Linked DNA regions of Mus musculus: region 1 is linked to region 2. A link is a loop called in an ENCODE intact Hi-C map of the cell type or tissue named here. Cell type or tissue: left cerebral cortex. All regions are shown on one strand.

Evidence for each region. A loop is a pair of places that touch in the nucleus more often than their neighbours do. Peaks named below come from ENCODE experiments on the same cell type or tissue, not always from the same donor. Only the 100,000 strongest peaks of a DNase experiment are listed, where the experiment ranks them.
Region 1: a loop joins it to region 2, with 2.1 times the contacts of the local background. A loop is called at or near these places in 2 of 42 quality-filtered maps.

The regions. Positions count from the first base shown.
Region 1 is chr6:148,436,462-148,444,461 of GRCm38, forward strand. It overlaps Tmtc1 (transmembrane and tetratricopeptide repeat containing 1), which reads right to left and starts at 7,891. Exons shown (of 20, transcript NM_198967.5): 1 at 7,440-7,891. The coding sequence starts at 7,738. In left cerebral cortex, a CTCF peak has its summit at 3,372 (motif pointing right); DNase peaks (open chromatin) are centred at 5,641, 6,328, 6,564, 6,684 and 3 more places; H3K4me3 peaks cover 3,014 bases; H3K27ac peaks cover 2,517 bases.
Region 2 is chr6:148,519,337-148,527,336 of GRCm38, forward strand. No RefSeq gene overlaps it. Among named protein-coding and RNA genes, the nearest start is that of Tmtc1, 79 kb to the left of the region's middle. In left cerebral cortex, no CTCF peak of the experiment used is centred here; DNase peaks (open chromatin) are centred at 3,717, 4,220 and 6,769; H3K27ac peaks cover 726 bases.

The DNA of each region.
Region 1 (8,000 bases), 83 kb before region 2:
ACGTACCTCTCTCCCTGCCTCCCTTCCTCCCTCCCTCCTTTTCATCCTCGCTTAACTAATCTCACATATTCTGTCACAGTGCTGAAAAGGTGACTAACAGACCAGCATAAGAAAGTGAAAGTGAAAACAGGGAGCGGGTGCAGATCAGGAGTCCTGGGCATGCCTCTGTGACAAAGTGATGTCTGAGCAGACCCTGAAAGCACAGAGAAAGCTGGCCCTGCCCAGCATGGGGAAGGGCTTTCTAGAAGACAGCTCACTGCAGAGGCCCTCAGCAGCAGTCTGCTCTGTAAAGGAACAAGGGTTCCAGGGTGCTGGGTGGAGACGACAGCTTAGACCACAGGGTAGAGTCCAGGACTTTGCAGGCAGAAGCCACGTCTTATCAGTGAGAGGGACACACTACCATTCTTTTGGTGTGACCAAGCATTCCTCAGTCCTCAAAAAGAGGAATGACTGACTACACGCAAACCTGGAAAAAGTAAGAGTGTGGCTGCAAAGAAAATAGAAGGATATTTGTCGATAAAAACAGATTACTTTTGAAGGCATTCCCTGATTTGCTTTGGGGACAAACTTGTAAATCCTCCCCCACCCCTCAATTTAGTACTCTGTTCCTGGCTTCCTATACAACCAGACTGAGGTCTCAACTTCACCCTGTGACATGATCACAGTCTCTACCTCCAGGGCTTTTTTTGTAGTATAGAAATTTTCAAAGTTTGGGGTTTCTTTCTTCCTTCCTTCCTTCCTTCCTTCCTTCCTTTCTTTCTTTCTTTCTTTCTTTCTTTCTTTCTTTCTTTCTTTCTTTCTTTCTTTCTTTCTTTCTTTCTTGGTTCTTTGTGAATTTCCCATCATGCATCCCAATCCCACTCATCTCCCTGTCTTTTCGTACCTGCCCTCCACCCTTGCAACCTCCCCTTCGAAGAAAAAAGAAATCTCCTTGTGGAAGCTGTAATGTGTGACAGTGTGTCCCAAAATACCCTTTGTCAACACATCTTCACTTGCAAATGTTCATCGCAATGAGTCATGGGTCTGGTTTGAGACCTCTGGCTCCTGCTACACCATCAATCCTGGATCCTCTAAGATATCCTGTTGCTGCTGTCTTGTGTCATGAAGATCCTGCAGCTTTGGATCTGCAGGAACCAGCTCTTTTACATGCTTTAGTCCTTAACAGATGGGGTAGGCCAGCTCAAAGCCCTGGATTTGGGGCTAGGTGGCAGCTGAGTTGGTCAGCCCACCAGCTTTCCTGCATCCACACCACCAGGGTGAGCTCTCCAAGCACTGCCTTAGCTAGCTCACCCAACACCACAGCTGGCAAAGGGTAGAGCCAACTCTCCTGCTCTCATGCCATAGGGGGCAAGCTCACCGAAGATCACTTTAGCAGGGTCAACTATATTGTGCTGCCCAAGCAAGGTACAGGGCCTGCTCTCCCAAGTGCTGCAGACAGAGGGGCTGGACCAGCTCTCCCACTCTCATGACTTCAGGGCAGGGTGGTTTTGTTTGTTCTCTAATGTCATTTCCCTCCTGCCCCACTAGAGTTTTTACTGCCTTCAATCCTTTTTTTTACTTGTCTATGTCTCCATCAGAGAACACCCACCCTGGGTACCTTAATCAAACATCCCAGGCCATCTTCACTTATTGTCTAGAATAGGACAGAGAGCAGTTGTCACCCCTGCAGAGACAGACTGCCTGACAACAAGACCTCAAAGAGGTCAGATCAGTAGGAGTAGACACAAGATGAACATTTCACGGTCCTTGGGTGTAGGTGATGATAGCTAATGCTTGCACATTCTCAGAGTTGGCAGAATGCTACGGCTACTAAGATGCAAACTACTGGTAAAATCTGTCATTATCAGGCATTAAAGCATTGCAGGTCCCCACAACACACATATTAACATATTCTATTTTTTAGCTCTGACATTTAAGCCACCCACTTCACTCTTATGATTTATGTTAGTATCAGGAGTGTTCAGTAAAACTTTACAGCAAACAATGATCTAATAGCCTAAACATGGAAAGAAAAACCATGAGTTTAAGGTCCTGTAATTAGCCTTAGCTTCCCCATCTTCAGTGCTGAAGACTATAGTCTCTTCAGGCAGGTTCCATTCACTGACTTAATGGAAATTTCCACAGGAACTTCTTCCCAAGAGGATAAAATGAAAACACTAAGTACCTTTTAAATCAATCAAAGCAATTTTTCAAGGGGTGTTATGGGCACTGTGGCCTTCTGTTCTGTCAGTTTAGTATCTACAGAAACGTTTAATGCATCCCTCCTGATTTCAGAGGTAGTGACCAGGGTGGGGAAATGACATTATGTCCTTCACAGGAAAATGGACGCAACTGCAGATCAGAAAAATCAACTATCAGATGTTTCCTCTCACAGGTAGAACTTGGAGTTTATAGATATAACACACACACACACACACACACACACACACACACACACACACATGGCATGCAGGTGAGCCCAGAGAAGAGGTAAGGGGGCAGCTAAGACAAAGGGGAGGAGGGGAGGATATGGGCTGGGATACAGTGTCAGTACAGGATACACTCGAGTGAAAACAGTCTTTGTGAAGACCTCCGACCCCAGTTATGTACACTGAATAAACACCAATAAAAAAGAAATTAAGGGTAAAAACAGAAGCAGAATCAAAAGTGTGTGAGGTCTGTGGAGAAGGAAAACACTCTTTGTTTCTCCTTTACTTCCGTCTAAAAATATTCCTGCACGTCCTTGCTCAGGAGCGTTTAAGACTGGGCAAGAGGGCTGATGAACTAGCACCACAGATACCACATGCCAGAATATCTTGGTACTGGCACCCTCAGCAACTGAAAAGGAGCTGAGGGAGTCAGCAGGCCTGTAACCCGAGCTAGTGATGTCACCTCCAGGAGTAGTCAGCACTTCATATTTAATCTGCATGAGACCCCACAGCCTGAAAACCTGCACCAACCTTCTCTGCCTGACCATGGCCACTCCACTCCTTTGGTCACTGTCAGTTAGAGTGGCCAACTCTTCTACAGTAAATGAGGTGTGAAACCCCCCAGGGTCTCTGGGGCCAGCCCTAGCACCCTGGGAAGAGCCACCCTGGGAAGGGCGTTCTAGAAACAGTCTCAATGTTGATAGCTAAAGTGAAGAGTACAATCCTGTCACAACTTGTTTCCCTGCTCTGGTCCTTGAAATTGTTATGATCTGGTAAACTTTTCCTCAGTCAACTTAACCCTTTATGTGAGAAACATGATCAGGCTGTTTACTAAGCAGGTGCCACTGTTATTCTTTATACAGAGCATTTGTCCAGACAAAAGAATTATGTATCACTTGATTATGTTTGTTCTTTTTTAAAAAGGGTTTATTAACTTATTTTACTTATATGAGTATACTGTAGCTATCTTTAGAGACACCAGAGGGCATCAGATGTTTTTGAGCCACTATGTGGTTGCTGGGAATTGAACTCAGGACCTCTAGAAGAGCAGTCAGAGCTCTTAACTGCTGAGCCAGCTCTCCAGATCAATTATGTTTGTTCTTAAGGGGGTTACTACCTCCCATGCAATATGTGACACACAGTCAATGTATCAAGGATATAAACTTACTTTTATTAAGAAAAGTTTTTAAAATTTGATTTGGGGTTCTATGAGAACAAAAATATAAGGTACAAAAATAGAGAAAGTGGATAAACTACGGGACATCTATACAGTGGAATACCACTCAGAAGTGAAAAGGAATTAACTCTTCATTGCACACAAACATCTGAATAAGGCTCCAAAGAAATGCTGAGAGAAAGAGAGAGAGAGAAACCAACCTCAATAAAGTATGTATGAAACAATTCTGCTATGATAAAACTATAGAGATGGAGAATTCGTGGTCGTCTTGGGTCAAGTGGGAGTTTTATTGATTAGGTGTTAGATCTTAGGCGCATGGCTACAGTGAGGAAGTATATCATCCACAAGATGGAAGTGCTCTAGGCATTGTGACTGTAGTAGAATCTCAGAAATTGATGCCTGTCATGAAACTGCAGAGAACTAAATATACACCAAGATAAATAAAATATGCATTCAAAAGCTGATGAAATTTAGGGGATGGGGTATCTCATAGAAATGTTAATTTCCTAGCACCCAGGACCATTTAGCCCAGAGGTGGAAACACGAATGGGCTGCATACTCCCACATCAATCACTGATTAAGAAAATGCCTTTCAGGCTTGCCTACTGCCTGATACTATGGAGGCCTTTTCTCAATTAAAGTCATCTCCCTCACAGATGACTCTAATTTGTTTCAAGTTGACATAAAAACTAACCAGGACACTAGGCCAATGCTTGATGCATACCAAATAAAATAGTTTTCCATCCCTTCTTGCAGGTTCAAATTATGCAGATCTAACTAGGCGTGGTGGCTCACTGAATGTGTAATCTCAGCATTTAGGAGGCTGAGGCAGGATTATGATCAGTAAAGAGCTAGCCTGGACTACATAGTGAATCCCAAGCCAGCCCGAGCTATGGAGTGAGAGCATATCTCAAGAAACAAACAACAACAAAGAAGAAGGTAAAAGAAAAGAAAGAAAAACAAACTATTAAAAGTATCTGAAGTCTTCAAGGACCTTGAGCTTCTTGCTGCTGCACTGGACCATGGGGCACACTTCATTTACTATAGATGAGTTGGCCATTCTAACTGAAAGTGACCGAAGGAGCAGAGGGGATTGCGATGCTTTCTCTTCCAGATGAGGTAACTATTCCAAATCACACCCTGTGCTCTGTAGACTCACAGCTCAATTGGCCCATTAAGAAAAAGAGGGGCTGGGCGTGGTGGTGCAGGCCTTTAATCCCAGCACTCAGGAGGCAGAGGCAGGCGGATTTCTGAGTTTGAGGCTAGCCTGGTCTGCAGAGTAAGTTCCAGGACAGCCAGGGCTATACAGAGAAACCCTGTCTACAAAGAAACAAAAACAAACAAATAGAAAAAAGAAAAGAAAAGAAAAAGAGGGGGAGATTCCTCTGTGTCTCTATTTGCTTTCTATTGCTGTGATAAACACAACACACACGTGCACACACACACAATATCTATCTACCTAGGGAGAAAAAGGTTTATTTACCTTACAGGTCTGCACCATAGTCCCATCATTTAGCGAAGTCAAGGCAGGAACCAACATGGTTTGCTCAGCTCAGGAATGACACCACTCACAGTGGGCTGAGCTTACTGGTTTGCTCAGCCCATGAATGACACCACATCAATCATTAATCAGGAAATGCCCACACAAGCTTACCTACCAACCAATTTGATGGGAGCATCGTTTTCTCAACTGAGTTTCCCTCTTCCTAGATGAACCTAGCTTGTGACAAGTTGAAAAAGAAAGAAAGGAAGAAAGAAAGAAACCAAACAACCAAAAAAAAAAAAAAAAAAAAAAAAACCCAAAACCAAAGAGCAACAGTCTTAGACAACTGCACCAGAAACAGGTTGCATATCCTTCCTTTTCCCCATTCTGCCAGCCCTGTTCATTCCCCATCCCCATCCCCATCACTATCCCCAACCCCTCCGCAGGGTGGGGGCAGGGGCGATGAAGTCAAGCTAGTGATAAAAGGTGGAGGTGGATAGCCCCTCCTCCTCTGGCTTGGCAGAGTTCCTATTAGGAACTATTAAAAACACTTGGACAGCCAGCACCTTACACTTACTATGCCCGTCCTCCAGCAGCAGGCATTCAGCCCTGACGCTTTAAATGGAAACTGTTCTCAGGCCAGGGACCAGGGTAGGCTCCAGGGCTGTAAAAAGTCCGCATATGGAGTGCAGTGAGCTTATACACCTTCAAATTAATCAACAGCCTCACCCAGTCCATGAAAACGCCTATCGTCCATCCAGTGTAAAAAGAAGCGTTCCTAGTTTTATGATTTAAAAAAAAGAAAAAAAGCACTTGGGAAATTAAAAGGGCTGAGAAACTCTTCAGCTAAGGCTATCTTTGGGATGAAAACTAACACAACTTTCCAAAGATAAATGTTTATAAAACATCTCCTTGGGAGTCAGATGTGTTATTTTCTCGCCGTCTTTAAAACATTAGTTTATTCGAAAGAATTACGTGAAAGACAGCTGCAGGTTTTCCTTTTCTCTCCAAAGCTCTGGGCCTGAAGGCTCACGCTAACTGTTATTTTGCCAGCTGTCCCCAGAGATCAGTGCCATAAACTATGGTTCCTATGGCAAAGATTTGAAAACGAGTTAATACGGAGCTAATACCCTGTGAGCTGCTGTGTTCTGAACGCACACCAGCTCAAACGCGGAGCAAAGTTACACTGGATGGAGCTCATCGGTTTGGTTCCAACCCGTCCTTTCCCTCAGGATTCAAGCAGATACACCACCCTACAAATGCGTACTCTCAGTCCGGTTCCACTACTTCACACCAGAAATGCTGAGTCATGGTTCCGGGGCTGGGGAAGGGGCTCTCTGCGCCCTTGCACGTTCTCAGTGTGGGTCCCGGAGGCTGGGTGCAGCACCCGGGATGCAGAGGCTGGGGCTGGAAATGCCCGGGTTAGGGAGGCTATTAGCATCCCAGTACGCAAAGCCCGGTGCTCAGAGTAGGGTGCCTGACACCTCTCCCTAGCTCCTACCTGGAACACCCACAGCATAGCAGCTTCAGGAGCATCGTAGGCCACCTGGTCCGGTCCCTTTATTCCTCATCTGCCCAGCAGTACAACCTCCCTGGAGAAGCTGACAACTTGGAGCATCGCCACCCTCTGGAACCCGCTAATCGCGGGTAGGAAAAGCTCCAGCGAGAAGTCTGCCATCCTTGAAGCCCCGGGGGACATAGCAGGCAGAACTCGGTCCCAACTCCGCAGCCAGGAAGCGCGGGAGAACCTAGGTTTAGCTGGGAAGATATAGGGCAGAGCAGAGATCTCCCCGAGTAGCGCGGAGAGTACCCAAAACAGAGCCAGAAGAAAACGATGTAGTGCTTCAGAACCTGAGCAAAGCCTTGAGAACCTTAAGCTGTCCCGGGTAATGACCAGAGGTAGAGCCAGGTGGATTCAGGACTAAGCCTGGAGCAATAGGATCAGAGTCCGACCCGAGAGAACCCAGCCAGAGCAACGAGATCTCGGGGCAGAGCGGAGAGAACCTCGTTCAGAGAAAATCTGGGGCTGCGCTGACAGAATACTAGAGTTGTGAGGGCCTGGGACAGACCCTGGAGAACACTTAAGATAGAATCAGGAGCGCCAAGCATAGAGCCCAGAGGACCTGGGGCAGAGATTGGAGAACGGAACAGGGCAGAGATGCAAAGCGTAGAACCTAGAGGACCAGACTGAACAGCCAGAACACAAGATAAATCCAGGAGGATCTGGCTGATGACTAAAAGACCAGGGGTAGAACTGAGAGAAAGGGGAGAACAACCTAGAGGAGGTACCGAGGGACCTGTCAGAAGTGTCCCCGCCGTACCATCCCTTCTCCAAGGAGAGGCGTCTAGACCCCAGGACGCACAGGCTCACCTGAAGGACAGCACGCACAGTGGCCGATAGGACTTGTGGCTGGTGCTGTCCGCCAGGCCCTTGCCCCAGAAGTCGTTAGCGAAGATGGCCCAGCGCAGCGGTGTCCCGGGCCGCACGTCGGGGTTGTTCACGATCGCCCACACATCGTCGTGTACAAACTCGCCCCGCAGCGAGCGGCCGTAGCAAAGGCAGCTGGCCCCAGCTAGCAGCGCCGCGGCCCCCGCTGGAACCAGCCCGCAGCGCGGGCGCCGCGAGGGCGCGCGCTCCCCGCCGCCGCGGTCCCCGCGGGTCACCAGCATCGCACCGCCCGCACGGCCGCTCCCGCGCAGCGCGCATCCTCCCCGGCCGGGACCCGGGCGCGCAGCGGCCTGCTTGGCTCAGGCATCGCACGCCCACTGTCCCCGCCCGGGCGCCCGGTGCTCTGCCGCCGCGGTGGCCCAGCTGCAAATAAACAGCGATCCCCCCGCCTCCCCGGGCCATCGCCGCCGCCTCCGCCCACTCTGCGCATGCCCGCTTGCGCGCCTCCGCCTCCTGGATCCTGGGACCTGAGGTCCCCAACAC
Region 2 (8,000 bases):
AATTGCCAGAGAGAAGAAATAAAGTGTGGCTTTTGAAACTCTGCTCCATCTATCCCACAAATGTGTGTATATATGTATATGTCTGTCTATATATCTGTCCATACATATGTATGTAGGTATATGTGTATGTACATACATATACATGGGTACTTGTGGAATTGAAACAGATGGTGGGACTTGGCCAGTGTGTATGTGCACGCATATCTGACTTTTTTTCTTTACTTCCTTTTTTGTCCTCTCTGACTCAAGAAGAGTTAATGAACTTGGAGCCTCTCACCTGGCCAGTGAGGGGGCCTGTACTGGCTAGTTTTGTGTCAACTTGACACAGCTGGAGTTATCACAGAGAAAGGAGCTTCAATTGAAGAAATGCCTCCATGAGATACAACTGTAAGGCATTTTCTCAATTAGTGATCAAGGGGGAAAGGCCCCTTGTGGGTGGGACCATCTCTGGGCTGGTAGTCTATAAGAGAGCAGGCTGAGCAAGCCAGGGGAAGCAAGCCAGTAAAGAACATCCCTCCATGGCCTCTGCATCAGCTCCTGCTTCCTGACCTGTTTGAGTTCCAGTCCTGACTTCCTTGGTGATAAACAGCAGTATGGAAGTGTAAGCTGAATAAACCCTTTCCTCCCCAACTTGCTTCTTGGTCATGATGTTTGTGCAGGAATAGAAACCCTGACTAAGACAGGACCTTAGCCAGAGAGAAAAGAGCCCAGGCAACTAAGCCTTTTTTTTTTTCTTTCCTTAATCCCCAGCTGCTATCAGCAGGAGTTAAATTGTCAGAAGCCAATGGCTTTTAACCACTAAATAATGGAGGTTCACATGTCCTCTGTAGAAGTTGGTATCTACTCTGCACCCGTGTCTCTGGATTTTTGACTTGTGACTATAAAATCTTACAGAAGTAATGTAAAGAAAGCCTGTTCCTTAAAAAAAAAAATAAAAAATCAGCCAGGCAGTGGTGGCGCATGCCTTTAATCCCAGCACTTGGGAGGCAGAGGCAGCTGGATTTCTGAGTTTGAGGCCAGCCTGGTCTACTGAGTGAGTCCAGGATAGCCTGAGCTACACAGAGAAACCCTGTCTCCAAAACAAAACAATCACCCACACTATTTGCTTCCTGAGATACAATTGAAAAAAATTGGGCAATTATTACAAGGCTGAGGTTGGAGATTAAGAAAAAACACAGCCAGAGGTCCAAGGGTCCTGCCAGCATCCCATGCTTCCTGCAAAGTCCAGACTGTTGGTTCTGTGGCATAGCTTGAGTCACTGATATTGGCTTAAAAGATGCACCTGGCTAGCATGAGCATCTCTCAACACACAAGTTATTGCCAGTCTTCTTCACCAGCACCAACTAAAAACAAAACATGCAAATCACACAGCTGGCCAGTAAGTCTGAGCTCTTTAGAATATTTTATTTTTATTTCTGCCTAATTTCTCTCCTTTTAAATTGTTTTATTAATAGAGAACAACAAATTAAATATATACAAAAGACTGAAGAAAATTAAAACTATGGCTTATATTGGTAAGGAAAGTAAATTGGCGAAGGCATTATCTACCTAATACCTGCTCATCTATATGCCAGCCACTGTGACTCACTAAATTTGCTGGATGCTTATGTCAAGATCAACCATGTAGAAATACCGACCATTCCTTCCCACATTTATCTGCTTCAGTGGTAGATATTAAAATGCCTAAGACAACTTCTTGTTTCCGTTGGAAGATGTAGCAAGATAAGAGGCCATGGCTCTCATTTTTATAGTGGAAAACATCTGGGGAGACTGCAAATTAGCTGTTTTCTTGAGCACATTGGATACCTGAAACCATGGTCAAACAGTTAACCCAAGGTGCTGCTAGTCACAAGAATAGTCCAGAGTACTGGCTCACCTGGGCCAGAAGCCACCAGGCACCTTATAAGCTAGGAGTAAGATAAAGCTTGGAGCATTATTAAGTTCACGCAGGGTAGGCAGAGGCCATCTCAGAAAATGTGAATTCTTCAGGGCTGCAGATATGGTCTAGCTAGATCTTTCACCCATAGCCTCATTAGGTTTTTTGGGGAAATCAAAGTCCTGGTCTCAATTTGCCCATGATTGCGGGAGATCCTGGAGTGTGGGGCTTTTTTCAGCTTTACAGCCTTGAGAACATCTCCACAGGCTTCATGGATTCCAAAGGAAAAGATCAAATCCATGTAAAATTACCTTATTTAAGTGGGGTAGAGAATGGTTCTGAGGAAGTATTGTTCATCTCTGGGTAGTAGTGTGCTGGATCCAACAGCATGTCCCCCAAATCTGTATCTGTGGGGAGGCCTAAGTTAGTCATGCAGGAGGAGGTACACATGGGCAGCCATGTTGGTAGATGTGTGTACGGAAACAGGTAAGCCTTATACTACCAATGTCTGTTTGTGTGTTTCAGAGTAGGTAATCACCAATGTATGTTTGTTGCATGGAAGGATATGAGTGACATTCCACACCTATGAGTCCAGATGAGGGGGAGAGAGCTGGACTCAGAGGAGCCAAAAAGGAAAGCCACTTTCCATCATGATCATACATTTAGGTACTCTCTAAAAATATTTTCAGTCTGGCTAATAATGAGTCATAAATTATCTCTCATGAACAAATATAAGAAAGATTTGTAGTAAATTAAAGACTCTAGTAGATTGATGTTTTAGATCCACAAAGCTTTGTCTACCTACAAATTCAACCCTGGGGTCTTTGATAATGAGTCATAAATTATCTCTCATGAACAAATATCAGATAATAAGTAGAATTGTAGTAAATTAAAGATTTCTGTGAACTGATGTTTTAGATCTAAAAAGCCATGTCTACCTACAAATCTATCCCTGGACTCTTTGAATATGGAACAATGAGCTGTGCAGATATAATTGGTTAGAAAATTCATGATGACATCATCCTGTTATGCCAAGCTGAGCCCTGAATCCAATGTCTTTATCAAACAGAGACAAAAAGAGAGGCAAAGAGGAGAGGACTATGCAGAGATGAAGGTGGATTATAATGATGTCATCACAAGAAGCCAGCAACATCAGAGCCACCAGAAGATGGACAAACTGGAAAGGATTCTTTTCTGGAGTATCCATAGGGAGTATGGCCCTGCCAATTCTTTATTTCTGATTGTTGGCCTCTAAAGGTAACACAGATAAATCTCTGATATTCTATGTGATCCCTGTGTGGCTATTGCTCTGGTAGCAAAGAGAAACTAAGCACGGACCATGGTGGTTTGAGTTTGAACTGTCCTTAGAGGTTTGAATACTTGGCTCCCAGGTGAAGGTGTGGTTTGGGAGGGTTATCAAATCCATGGCTGTAGGGAGTGGGTCACTGAAGTGGCCCTTGAGATCTGATAGTCCATCCCACATCCTCTCTCTCTTGTTTCTTGACTGAGTGCAAAGTGAAAGGTTACCTTATACATCTGCTGTCATGCCATCCCCACCATGACAGATAGTTCCTTCCCTAGACTGTGAGCCCAAATAAAGCCAGCTCCCTGCCCTTGCTTCATGTCAGCTATTTGCCCACAACATAGGGAAAAGAAACTTATACAAAAAAGTACCAAGGGAGATTTAGTCCTAGTTATCTCTTTTAAGATACATGTCATTTAAGACCCACTATTTCAAAAGCTGACATTTCATGAGACTCTCTTCATCTCCACTACTGAGTCATCTTTCAAATACAGAAAAGGATCTGGCACTCTGCTATCTCCCGACTCAGCAAATGTCTCTTTTATAATCTTGGATTTCCTTAGCAGCTAAGAGGGTGTCATCAACACCAAACTGTGACAAACAGAGAAATATCACTTCAAAGCAGAAATGCCCATATCATTAAATAACAGCTAAAGAAAAAGTCTGGTGTGAGCCAGCACCCATGGGACTACAGCACTGTCAGGAAAACACAGAAAGGGAAGAAAAATAAAAACAACTTTGCTATATTTTACATTTGTTTGCAGCTTTCTTCATCCACAGACTCATGCCTTTGCTCCACCTGATCTCCATCTTCAGGCATAGTAACTGTGTATGCCTAGATGCCTTCAGAGAAGATTGCACTGACTTAGTTATTCACAGACTGGACCACATGCCCTTGTGCTTTATGACCTAGGATTTCTACCCTTCTGAATCTGTCTTAAGTTGACTACCCCCCGTTAGGAAGTCAGGTACATGAAGATATTCTTTTTCTCAAAAATGGAAACAAAAACATATGGAAAGATTGCTCAGTGGTTAAGAGTACTTGCTGCTCTTCCAGAGAACCAGTTTACTTCCTAGCACCCACATCACTCAGCACATGACAGTCTGTAACTTTAGCTCCAAAGATCTGATGCTATATTCTGGTCTTTGTAGGCACCCACATACATGTGTGTGCACTAACACAGATCCACACATAAATTTTTAAAAAATGAAGTATTAAAAAAATAGAAAGAAAACCAGATCACCAACAATAGGTACTTATTAAATAACCTCTAATCCATTCACTTAAGAACAGCTAGCTAGCACCTAAGGTAGTATGTATGAAGACTATGAAATAACATAAAAGATGCGGACATTTTCTAAAATAACAAGAAAACAGGGGAAGATATATGTGTATAAGCACCTGATATATGAGCATGTGGCTAGAATGCTATGTTATGTCACACTGTAACTAGTACCTCATGTATTAAGGGACAGTGAGGTGGGTCAGAGTTCTAAGGCTAAAGTGGATTTTCTTGTTAGTGTCTCACAAGACCAATGTCAATGTTCTGGTCAGGCTTATTCTTATTTGGGGTAGGTGGGAAACAAAGGGACAATGCCCCCATGGCCTTGTTGGCAACAGATGGAAAGATGGGAGTTGCAGACCCTCCACATTCCTTCTTCTGTGTCTTCAAACAAATAATGGAGCATGACTCATTTTCATGTGTCAAATTCTTCAGGCCCCTCTTCCTTTCTCCTCTGCCCCATTGAAGCTTTCACAAGATTGACTCAGGTTTGCCCAGGTAACCTTTACAGTTTAAGGTCAATTGGTTCTGGACTTGAAGTCAATCTGCAAAGACCTTCACAGAAGCAGTAATTAGATTCATGTTCACTTGTATAACCAGAGGTAGGAATCTTCTCAGAGTCACCTTCACACATCTACCAATCTGTCCATCATATATTCATTCATCTTCCTACACAGGAAGAGTCAATTTTCTGTGCAAGATTCAGTTCAGACGTGAACAGATGAAAACAACGAAGAAAATGAGAATTTAGCCTGTACTACCAAAAAAATTACACTGGGCTACACTACTGAAGGGGCGTTACTATCCATGGCACATAAGAAATCCACACAGCCCAGTCACAACAAACAATTGAGACAAACAACTGAATTAAAAATGGACAGAGATGCTACATAGATGTAAGTGCTCAGTAGTACAAGAAATACTGACATCTTTAGGGGTTTTTTTTGATTACTTAGATAACTACTCCAAATTAGTTATTATTTTTGACAGAATTAATAACTTAGACAGGGGAAATGCTTTCAGTCAGATGCCAGACAAAAATGCCAAGTATCACATTAGACAGCACAAAAAGAGACCAATGAGAGACCCTGTCTCCAAAACATAATATAAATGGTGCCTGAGGACCAAAACCCAAGATTGAACTCTGGCTCCATGTGCATGAGCAAACACATGCATGCTCACCCACCTACACATATGTTTACCCACTCACCCATGAACAAGAACACATGTGAAGATGTTACAAAAGCAATTTGCATTTCTTCAAAACTGTACTTTAAATTTTGATCTTTTCTAGGGCCAGTTTGGTATGTAATGCAACAATCCTGTGACACCAGCTGTCTTAGTTACTTTTCAGTTGCTGTGTCAAAACATTGTGATCAAGTCAACGTATAAAAGAGGGTTGGAATCCATGATCATCATGGCAGAGAGCATGACAGCAGGCAGGTAGACATGATGCTGGAGCAGTAGCTGACAGAGTTTACATCTTGATCCACAAGTAGGAAGTATGGCAATAGCTTTTTAAAGCTTGAAACCTACCTCCAGTGACACACCTTCTCCAATAAGACTATACCTCCTAACTCTCCCCAAAATATTCCACCAACTGGGGACAGAGTATTCAAATATATGAGGTTAGGGAGCTATTATCATTTAAGCCATCACATCAGGCTGTGGTATGGATGACAGCTGCCTATCACAGTTGTGACCTAGGGAAGCAACTGCTACTTGACAGTGTACTTTGTAGACAGTGTTTTGGGTGTTACTGTTTCCGTCAATGTGCTAAGTGAGACATCAGGCACTATCACAAAATAGTCTTTACGTAAAATGATTTCACTCAGCCACTGGCCAACTGGAAGCCCTCTGACATATTCAGGGTAGCCTAAGTCATGATGTCTCCTAGGTTGAGGATATTATACAAATGCTTTCACCCCACCGTTTTCAATTTATGATGGGATCATACTAATATAGCCCTCATAAACCAAGGGGCAGCTATATAAACAAAATGAATTCTTTTCAGGTCTGGTTTGCTATGAGTGAGACATAGCTGAATAGCTTGCTAATGTTACAGCAACAAAAAGCAAAGAGATTTGTGTTGGGAACAGAGTGTTTGTTCAGGGACGATTCCAGGTGCTCAGGATCATTTCAGCAAGGAAGAGTTCTCTTTCTTCTGGTACTTGAACAGCAGGTTAAAATGCATGTTCTCTTCCAGATTCCATGTTTTAATGAGGAGAGATTAGAAATGCAGCAAGGCAAAACACAGTTACCGGAAGATAACCATATGGAAATGTGGGCAGAGGAGGACCACAGAGGAGGGGGGAGGAACATTTGCTTAAAACTGGTGTAAAGATTAGTGTGATGCCTATGGCCTGTTCTAAACAGAAAGGCAAGGCCAATCAAGTTCAGATTCACCGGAGACAGACAGATTTCCGTTCAGTAGGTTCAGGGAGGTCAATTGATCCTCAAAGAGAATGTGTTCAATCAGATGCTAGATATTTTTCCTCTGGAATATTACGTGTGGGAAATTGAGTCTAAGCTATCTGTAAAAGCATCTTATGTACCCTTAGCCAGATGTGAACCTCTACAATAAGTATGAGCTGGGTCATGTGGATAGATAAAAAGATGGGATTGACAAAGGATTTCACGAGTTGTGACCAACTGATGAAGGTTTATAAACACGGACCTCACACAGCACAGGTGACTGGGATGATAAAGGGGTATTGATTGCTCTAAGGCTGTAGAATCACAGGTTCCCCATTAACACATTCTCTGTGTTCTGAATGGAAACTGGAGCTGTCCTGTGACAAGAATGTCTGCAGTAAATAGCTCAATGGAGGAAGCTGTCATTTGACTCAAGTTTCAGAGGATTTAGCTAGTAATTCAGGCTGTGGACCTGAGTTGAGGCAGGATATAATAGAGGCAGAGAAGGCAGAATGGTGGACTGTTTAGTTCATGGGATCCAGGAAGGAACGAGTCCTTAACAACAGGGCACAGGGAAAGACACAAGGCACAACCCATGACCTACTGCCCCCAAAAAGACCACGTCAATAGTCCATTCAAATTGTGACTCCATCAATAGATTAATCCAGAGTCCTTGTAATCTCCCCACTACACCTCCTCTGAATGCTGCTTGCATTAAGGACCAGCCTTCAGTGCATGAGCCTTGAGGGGCGGGGGGTGTTCAGAATTGCAGAACTATCTCCAGTTACCACTAGAACTTAAAATATAAAAATCAGAGAGAGGACAGGCACTCACTAGCTGCTCATTCCTTCCATGCAAAAATCAATTGCCCAAAAAGCTTAAGAACTAATCTTTCAAAATTTCAATTTAATTCTCAAGTCTCATAGCATTTTAGAGTTGTGTTTAATATAAGAAATGCTGGCAGAGGATGCCACCTTTAGATACAGCAAAAATCATAGTGTCACCAGTGTCTGAAATGAGACAATTTCATACCAATATAACCTTGAGGTTCATTCAAATTAAATCTTATTATTGATTCTAAAATGAAGCTCCTGTCACCTTTTAAACATAATATATATATATA